Linked DNA regions of Homo sapiens: region 2 is linked to region 1. The links are chromatin loops, found by intact Hi-C in ENCODE. Cell type or tissue: A673. All regions are shown on one strand. Region 1 has its middle 440 kb from the start of SUCLG1. Region 2 overlaps SUCLG1 (succinate-CoA ligase GDP/ADP-forming subunit alpha).

The links. Peaks named below come from ENCODE experiments on the same cell type or tissue, not always from the same donor. Only the 100,000 strongest peaks of a DNase experiment are listed, where the experiment ranks them.
Region 2: it touches region 1 in a loop (12-fold over the local background); 10 of 110 quality-filtered maps call a loop at or near these places.

The regions. Positions count from the first base shown.
Region 1 is chr2:84,020,376-84,025,375 of GRCh38, forward strand. No RefSeq gene overlaps it. Among named protein-coding and RNA genes, the nearest start is that of SUCLG1, 440 kb to the right of the region's middle. In A673, a CTCF peak has its summit at 2,633 (motif pointing right); a DNase peak (open chromatin) is centred at 2,666.
Region 2 is chr2:84,421,365-84,426,364 of GRCh38, forward strand. It overlaps SUCLG1 (succinate-CoA ligase GDP/ADP-forming subunit alpha), which reads right to left. Exons shown (of 9, transcript NM_003849.4): 8 at 4,051-4,239; 9 at 2,164-2,408. The coding sequence ends at 2,382. Among named protein-coding and RNA genes, the nearest start is that of SUCLG1, 35 kb to the right of the region's middle. In A673, a CTCF peak has its summit at 2,987; no DNase peak of the experiment used is centred here.

The sequences.
Region 1 (5,000 bases):
CTTATAAACACATACAAACATTTACTATCAGGCAAATACCAAAACATTCATGTGACATCCTCATTCTTTGTCATCATCGACAATCACAAGCATCTTTCATGAAAGTTTTATTCCAAAGCAAATGTGGATGGTACAGTAGATTGTCAGGAGATCCAGCTAAACTTGTAGTTATATAAGATGCCAAAATCTTCTGTTAAGTTTGGGGCAATAGACCAAATGAGTTCTAGATTGATTTTTGTGGTGCCACATAAAAGCTGCAATATTTTTAATCAATCATGTTTGGTCATTATTCATTTCACCAATGCAAGTATGATTTCTAATATCTCTTATGCTAATCAAAAACTGTCTAGTGCAGTGCTCCCCAAATTAATGTTTACAGAATCCTCTGGGGGTCTTGTTAAAATACAGACTCATAAGGTCTGGGTTGTGGACCTGAAATTCTGCATTTCTAATGTAGATGACAATGTCCTTGCTTCTAGTCTCTAGACCAGACTCTGAGTAGCAATAGGCTAGTGCATATTTAGACAGTGATATTGAAGTGCCTGCTTGAGCCTCCTCTGAGGTTTGTATTCCTGAGTAGGATCTTTAAAATGCTCACTTGCCTCTTTTGGAATGTAGATTTGAAAAGGATATGGCAAATGTTAAACAGTTATTTTGCCATAAACTTAATTTTCTCACACACATATCCAACGGCTTTTGCTGATGTATTTTAACTTTACTAATAGGCTTGCAACTAAAAGCGATGTTCCTTCTCATTGCTATTGGAACCATATATTAATTGACAATGCAATGTTTAGCATACATCAACATTAAACACAATAGGCTCCTTTGATAACAATGTGTGTTGTGTGTGCTACTTGCATCCAATCTAATTAGATGAGTTTTTATCCCAGCCAACTGAAGATTAATACATATACAGTATAATCTCTTAAAATATTGGTGCTTTGGTTTGTTAGTAAGAAACTACAATAGAATCTATTTCTGCCATTGGGCATATAATGACTCAAAAAATACAAATATACTACATGTTTATTAGACAGTATGAATCAGTTCAGTGGCAATGGACAAAGATACTAGAGATACTAGGAGCTAGGCTTCACAGAATGCGTGAGTGCTTCGATATGGGCTTGAGGAACAGCCACTCCTTGCATTTTGCTCTAATGGTTTACTTAAAGCCTAATATTTCCAATATCATTTTTTCTTAAATTCTCTTTTCTGAACATTTTGGGTTCTCTAGAAGGTATTGGTTTGGCAAGAAAGAAACTTGACAGATAAGTCACACTATTAGAGTCACTATTATAGCCCACTTTTATAGCTGCCGTGTAAGACACTAGAATTGTCCTAGGACTCAACTTTAATATATATGTCTGGATCCTGAGAGAAAAGATCAAAGAGAAAGTATGGCTGTTATTAATTCCCAAAGTGAACCATTCAAGATTATGTTAGGCTGCATGTAATTAATTGTAACCTTACTACTATGAATAAACCAAGGAGGGATTAATAAAAAATAGAGTGCTGCAGGGTTATATAATTCCTGAGGGCCTTCTTCATATTGCAGCCCTTAGGATTCTGCTACAGCCCTTAGAATTGGTCCAACTGTAGCTACAGTGTGGACGGAGCCCCTTCCATGTGGTAATGTTGAGATAAGCAGGCAGTTAAGGCTGGTATGGCTTCTGAGTTCCATTTTCCTGCTCTGCCATCCTTAGAACATGCTTTTCTTCTGATTGCAAAGGTGAGCCCTGCAACCCCAGGAACTCTGTCCACATTTTCAATAGTAATATAGCAGAAGGGCAATCAATAGAGAGGCTTTTCCTCTAAAGTCTTTGACTTTGGGACTGGGGAAGGGACAACCTGTCCAGGAATTGTTTGCCTATATTGCACGGCTAGAACTGAATTACATTGCCTCCTGTAGCTGCAAGGAAATCTGGGAAATAAGTATGGGATTACCCACAGGAAAATCAGGATTCTATTAGTAATGAACAGGGGAGTAGGAATATCAGATAGCAACTGGCAGTGTTTACTATACCCAGTAACTTGAATTCAGACATTCTCCCAAGAGACTGAGGATGAGGAGGGCCTGAAGAATATGCACCCATACCCAGTCTAGAATGCTCTAATTTACCATCTATTATCTTATGTATTTTATGTATTTGTTTTATATGTCTCTTTCCCACTTGAAAGCAAGTTTGATGTAAGCAGGATTTTTTTTTCCTTTTTGGTTAAATTCTGTATTTCCCAATTCTTAGAACAGTGACTGGTACAAAGGAGGTAAATAATATTTGTTACATGAGGAAACGAATAGTCATCCCAGCCAGGGAATAAGTAGATCTGAGCTCTACCTAGCAATAGGTGGAAATGAAATAAGGGAGGAGATAAATATGAGCTGCTAAGATGTCCATGTTTACTTCATTGTGAAACTCTAGAATTTTAAAAAGAAACTTTCAAAAACGGATCCATGGATTAGTTGCATAGCATCGCAGCTAACACTAAAGGGTTCTACAGGGACTTCATAGTTTAAAAAAAGAAAAAATCAGGAAGTAGAACTACAAACGACAAAACTTTTCCTAAAACCCATGATGCTTAGAGAGCAATTCCTTACAAGAGAGCTCCAGCAAAACATACAGATTTAGAACTTGCCACCAGGAGGAGCTACTGAGAGATCCTACTTTTCCAAAGGTGTCATTAGAAGAAGCAGATGTCCTCCAGGCAAAAAGACAATTTGATTTGGAGATTTCTGCAGTTCTTTGCTATTCCCAAGTGATCACTTTCACAGGAGAAGAACACTGGCTCTAATTTCCTATTTTGCATGAGTAGGGAGACTTTAGGGGTTAATATCCATTATGTATTATATGTTGCTGAAAAGAGAATATAACTTTTTCACTGGCAAAAATAGTGTGAGGGTCAGTGAGGCCAGGTGCAAGAAGGCCTTGGAGGGAAAAAGAAAGTTAGAAACACTAGGCAAAGATTTCTTGTGTAGTTAGATGCACGTTAGCAATTTGGCCCCTTTTCGGAGCATAGGAAGAGTCCAGACAAGTGACTGAAGAAGTAAACAAACAGTATGCTAAGGCCGGGCGCAGTGGCTCACGCCTGTAATCCTAGCACTTTGGGAGGCTAAGGCAGGCAGATCACGAGGTCAGGAGATTGAGACCAGCCTGGCTATCATGGTGAAACCCCATCTCTACTAAAAATACAAAAATTAGCCGGGCATGGTGGCAGGTGTCTATAATCCCAGCAACTCGGGAGGCTGAGGAACGAGAATCTCTTGAACCCAGGAGGTGGAGGTTGAAGTGAACGGAGATTACACCACTACACTCCAGCCTCGGTGACAGAGCGAAACTCCATCTCAAAGAAAAAAAAAAGAAAAAAAGAAAAAAAAAAGGAAAAAGAAAGAAAGAAAATGTATGCTAAGCTACTTACAGATAGAGTATGAGATCTGGCCACGTAAAGATCTACTGGGTGAAAATGATTGAAATCAAAATCTTCAATAATGAGAATGATCTAGTAACTATTCATAACTGATACTAATAATTACCTCAATTTTGCTCTGGGAATTACCTTAAATTAATCAGTTGCAAAGATACGAGTTACAAGGGCAAACAATAAAAATTAAAATATCTACCTTCTTATTATTGATGATTGAATGGAAAATGCTATACAGACACTCTGGGATCTCACCTGAGTTGATATTTAGGGATTAACATATATTAATTATTTTATATACATACACATATCAATATCTTAATTAATATATATTCTATTTAAATGTCTTAACTGTGCAATTTTATTGCCCAAATAAGATATTATTTGATAATATTTTATAAAATCAGGATATACATCTAAAGTGCACTTAACATTTTCTCAACAGATAGACAAGATGCATATTTTCTGCTTCTAGGTACTCAGAAACTGAAGCAGAAGTAAATTATATGCATAAAATATAGAAAGGTCAACATTGTAGATATAAAATCAGAGGTATAGATATAAAATTGGAGAGACGACATTTTGCAGTTTGATGCATCTTAGAGTCAGAGAAAACCACGTTTAAATCCCTGAGATACCATTTACCCACTGTGTGATTGCAGGCAATGTACTGCATACACCTAAAATTCAGTTTTCTGATCTATAAAATGAAGATCTGAATATCTTTTATTCTGGTGACAAGTGATTTAGTGGGAAAAATCAAAGATGCCAAGCACACAACCACTTCTTGATAATTGTCAGTTATGAAACCTAATACATATGGACGTTGAATTGAGAGAGTAAAACAAAGTCATTACCATCAGCTTTTCTACTTCAGAACAGGAAATTTTTTAAGTAGGAGACGGGATGGGCAATGAAAACTCTTCTGCCTGGAATTATTTCTCCATTTGGCCCTGGTAAGGCTTAGGAATCCTGATATTAAGATTTCATTTGAATTAAGACAATCAAACTTTATTTTAAAATTCACGTTTGGTATCTGTGGTAAGCAGAATATTGGGCTCCAAAGGCATCTACATCCAAATTGCCAGGATCTATAAATATGTTCTTACAGGGCAAAAGGGATTGTGCAGATATAATTAAATTAAGGATCCTGAGATGGAAAGATTATCCTGGATTATCCAGTTGGTACAAATCCAGACCTTAAAATTGGAGAATTTTTCCAGTCTGGGTCAGAAAGATGAGACAGAAGAAGAAAGAGAGATTTAAAGCATTGATGGGCTCAATGTGCCATTGCTGGCTCTGAAGATGGAGGAAGGAGGGAAACACTGGCAGCCACTATCAGCCAGCAAGAAAACAAGGATCTCAGTCCTATACCCACAGGAATCAAATTCTGCTAAGGACTGGAATGAATAGGAAACAGACCAACCCTTAGGGCCTCTAAAAAGACCACAATCCTACCAATACCTTGATTTTAGCCCAATGAGACCCATGTCACACTTCTGACCTACAGAACTGTGAAATAATAAAATGTGTGTTGTTTAAGCTGTACATAGCAAGGAATTTGTCCTTACGCAAAGATA
Region 2 (5,000 bases), 400 kb after region 1:
TGTAGTCTTGGGACACATGCTCAGAGGACAGGGCAGGGTGCTGAGGCAATCCCAGAGCAGTCCTGGGTCAGGGTGGACCCTGAAAAGGATACCTTCTGTTAGGGTCGTGCAGTGGACTGAATGTTTATGTCCCCCAAATTTGCGTGTTGAAACCCTAATCAGAATGTGATGGTATTGTGAGGTGGGGCTTTTAGGATGTAATTGTCATGAGGGTGGAGCCCTCCTGAATGGGATTAATGCCCTTATAAATGACCAGCAAGCTAGCTAGCTCTTTCCACCTTGTGAGGATACAACATTGCTGTCTGTAGACCAGGGTGAGACCCTTACCAAGAACCCAACCCTGCTGGACCTTGATAGTGGACTTCCCAGCCTCTGGAACTGTGAGAAATAAACGTTTAAGCCATCTGGTTTATGGTATTTTGTTATAGCAGTCTGAGCTAAGACAGGTCACCTACCTATCATCTGAGTTGTGTCCCTGTCACAAAACCCCATTGAGTTCAACTAAGACATTTTCCCTATAGGGTCCTTGGTTTAGAGGAAAGAGGAAATGCCTTCCTTCCTGGGCCAGTAGTGTCACCCTGGATGTCCTAAGCACAAGAGCAGAGTACACTCAAGTTTATGGAGAAATGCCAAGCCCTAGCCAAGCCTGCCCTGTGATGAGCACCCTCACACACCACATAACGTATACCCAGGTACCCTCTGGCATGGAAGCCATTATCCACATTTTCAAGCTGAGGAAACAAGCAGAAACTAAAGTCTACTTGATCTGAAAGTCAATCACCATGTGTCCCTTGGTCTGGGCAGAATTCCTTGGTCTGTGACACTTAACACCTGCTTTTTGTGTTCTCAGCAGCAGCCTGGGCATGGCCATGCGAGCTCCCAAAACACAGTTCCTCAGGCCCATCAAACCTCCCCAAACCCATCTCAAATCCCCCAGTATTCCTTCACCTCCTCAAAATGAGCCCTTCCCCCTCCCTGACTTTGCACAGGCTGTTCCCTTACCTGAGTGTTCACACTCCCTTTTTGCATGGCTGGTACCTTCTCAGTCCTCAGGTCCCAACTCACATCCCCTCCCCAGGGAGAATTCCCGTCTGCGTTTCTTCAGGGGCTTCTCCCTAATATTATTTTTTTTTTTTGAAGCTCTTACTTGTTTCCTTCAGGACAGTTACACTATCTGATAATATTTTGTTCCAGAATGTAAGTTCCTGATGACAGGCACCACCTCTGTCTTGTTTAGTGGGAATTACCCACTGGGATTACTTCTTGTTAAGAAGTTCTTTTAAACACAAAACAGGATGGCTAACAGCTTTCCAGTTTTCTTGCAGTGAAATGTCTTAAACCTCAAAGAATGTGGGCTCTGGATGGGCCCTCTGCAGAACCACAGAAAAGCATGGCATTGGTGAAGATTCTCCATTTCCCAATGAGGCAGAAACTGAAATATAAATGAGCTTCTGCCTCTAATCCTGATGATGATAATGATGATGGTGTGGTGGGGATGGTAGTGATGATAGAGGCACTGATGACAATTAAGTTGCCTTATTACATGCCAGGGACTTCACACATTATCTCCAACCCTTTGAACTACCCTGCATGATGGAGATATATACATACATTAGAAAACTATAATTCAAAAGATACCTGAAGTCATTCTATGTCTAAGATAGACAAATGTCACGTTGACACTGTTACAGCCTCATTCTCCCAGAGGTTTCGGTTACAATGTTCTCTAAAGAACCCATTAAAGGCCCAGCGCGGTGCCTCATGCCTGTAATCCCAGCACCTTGGGAGGCCGAGGCAGGTGGATCACAAGGTCAGGAGTTCAAGACCAGCCTGGCCAACTTGGTGAAACCCCGTCTCTACTAAAAATACAAAAAAAATATATTAGCCGGGTGTGGCGGCAGGTGCCTGTAATCCCGGCTACTCGGGAAGCTGAGGCAGAGAGAACTGTTTGAACCCCGGGAAGCGGAGGTTGCAGTGAGCCAAGATCACACTACTGCACTCCAGCCTGGGTGACAGAACAAGACTCTGTCTCCAAGAAAAACAAACAAACAAACAAACAAACAAAAAGAACATATTAAAACATACACACACATAAATACACCTCCATTTCTCCCACTCTCCTCATCCTTCACACTGGAACAATAATAAGCCTCCAAAACCATATTGAAATCAAATAGTAGATTTATTGGCTGTCTCTGTAATACAATGTGGTGAAAACATCTTAATTCAGGACATCTTCCACCTTGTTTTGGCTTCCAGTTGTACTGCAAGACCAGTGTCAGGCACATAGGCTGATTAATCAGTGGACAACAGAAGCAAACTGCTGCTGGGTTACATGTCTACGTGATCCATTCCACAGTTTTAGGAATTTTTTTTTTCTTTCATAGCATCTTCCTCTTTTCAAATTCCTTCAGAAACAGAAGAGAGAGAGAAGAGAGATGGAATGAATAAAGATAAAAGATCCAAATCACATTTAGGATCAAAATGATTTTGAAACCTATTATCTTTAGGATCCCCTGAACAATCAAATTACAGAAGAAAAATGTACCAGGATGAGGGTGTTTGAACACAGAATAACAGCTTTCAAAATCAGTCTGTGTCAGCCTGAATTTCACGAAACAGATGCAGAGCTTCAACTTTACATTTCCTAAATCCAGAAGCAGAGAGGGAGGTTTTGAATAATATTTATTTTTTCACAGCAGTATAATAACAATAATTTTGGGAGCTGAGAAACTTCATTATGCTTCTGTAGTGCTATATACATGAACCCTTCTAAGAAGGCAATGGAAACAGGTTTGCTCAGTTTCTCAGAGAATAAAGCTAAAGACAGATTGTTACAAGGATTTGAACAAAATGTCAAGAACCTTAGAAATACCTGAAACAAACAAATATCTTAAGCAAAGTAGTGTTTAAGGAAACAATACCAAAAATCATATTTTTCTAGATTGTAACAATTAGGATAAAATGTGTAGATCCCTGCTGCCACTTACTGGAAGAAAATGGTAACACACATCTCCAATGTGAATTTAAGCATTTGCTTTTCTCCTTACCCCACCTTCAAATAAAATTATTTCTCACTCTCACTAAGCACCTAGATTTCTTTCAAACACTTTGGCACATAGTGTTATATTCCAAGAGCAGGATCATGCAAAGATCAATAAAAAAAGGAGTCCACTTTATTTATCTCTAAGACAAGGGCAAAGAAGACCACCAAATCAGGATTTTGAAATTCTCTCTGAATGCTGTTCCCTTCTAGGAAACCAACTGGTACCTATTTTCAGCATGCTTAAGAGGAGATTTTTTGTTGTTTTTTGCTTTTTGTGTGTGTGTGGCAGGGGTATACCATCATAAAAATAATGAGGGAGAGAGAGCCTTAAATGATCACTCAAAGAGACAAGCTGAAAATCAGTGCAAAGAGATTACAAAAGACATCAAATTACTTAGAATATTTAAACCCATAATGTCCTATTAAAAAAGGAAAAGCAAAACAAACAAACAAAAAACCAAAAACAAACCAAAAAAATGGTTAACAATGGTATCACAACATAGCCAGGGCCAATCTCCCCATCCTCTTTAGATCTCCCTCCACCCAAACTCCTTCTTCATCCAATTTCCATTTCTTGTTACTCAGCCTCCAACCTCCTCTCCCTAGAAACAGAAACCCATGGGGTCAGGGTGGCTATATCCCAAAGGAAAAAACAAGTAACAAAACATAAAGCAGTTCTCTGCACAGCTACCTTCCAAACTCTCAAAATGGAAATCATGACACTTACGATCTTCAAGATGCTTTTTGTGTATGTTGTATCTTGCCACTTACAAAAATAAAAATCCCAATGTTTAAAGAAGAAAGCTTTAAAATAAGAACATTATTCCTGGTCATGCCTAATTAGGGCACTAGGACATCAATAGAGTTGATACAAACTATTAAGCTGCACATCAGAAAACCAATTAAGTCCCAGAAGCAAAGGCCATGATTTCCAGGTATCCAGTGTGGCCACACACAGAGAAAGCCTGCAACCTCAGAGCACCTGGGCCACTGTTGGAGCTCACCTTGTAGATCGTGGTTCCCAGCTGTGCAGGAGACATACTGACCACAACTCCTGCACTCTGAAGGGCAGAGATCTTCTCTTTAGCTCCACCTTTTCCTCCAGCAATAATTGCCCCGGCATGACCCATTCTTCTCCCAGGAGGAGCAGTTAAACCAGCAATGAAGGACACTACAGGCTTGGAATTTGGACCCTAGAAAGAAAGTAATATTTTAAATGCTCTAATGAAGAAGTCAATCAAAACGGGACCTCAAATTCATGACTCTGCTGGTAAATGGTAAATGGCTTGGGCAGGGGAAAGCCCACCATTCATCTTAGGAAAACCAACACAAATATTAAACCATGATTGAAACCACTGCATTCTCCTTTGAGTTAACTTTCCATACAAACTCAGGAATACAACACTGTGCCAATGTCCGTATCTGTTCAATATAAAACTTCCACTTCACAAATACACATGACGCTATCATTTGAAAAGTAAAAGAGCATACTGGAAAATATGATTTGCGATAATAATAATTTAAGACACAAGACTGGGTTGCTTTACTTCAACCTAATATTATGCCTTAATTCATTATTAGTTCACCCTTAATAAATGTGCTAAAAGAAAAAGATGAGGTGGGAAGTATACTGGAAAGGACCTAGGACTTAATTTTCTAGTAACAAAAGCTGCACGACCTTGGACAAGGCTTCTTGAGAACCAGACTTCTGCTTCCTCATCTATGAAATGAAATGGCCAAACTGGATTGATGCCCAAAAGCCCTTTCCACTCTGGAATTCTGTGTCTAAGAGGGAAGATCAGAATTGGTTTTATTCAGCAAAAATCCATTCTAATGTACAATCTCTATATACTAGATTCTGAGGTTTAAAAAAAAAAAAAAAGAAAATATAAAAATGTCTGTACTCTAGACATGCAAAGTAGTTGAAGAAATAATATAAAATATGTATATACCT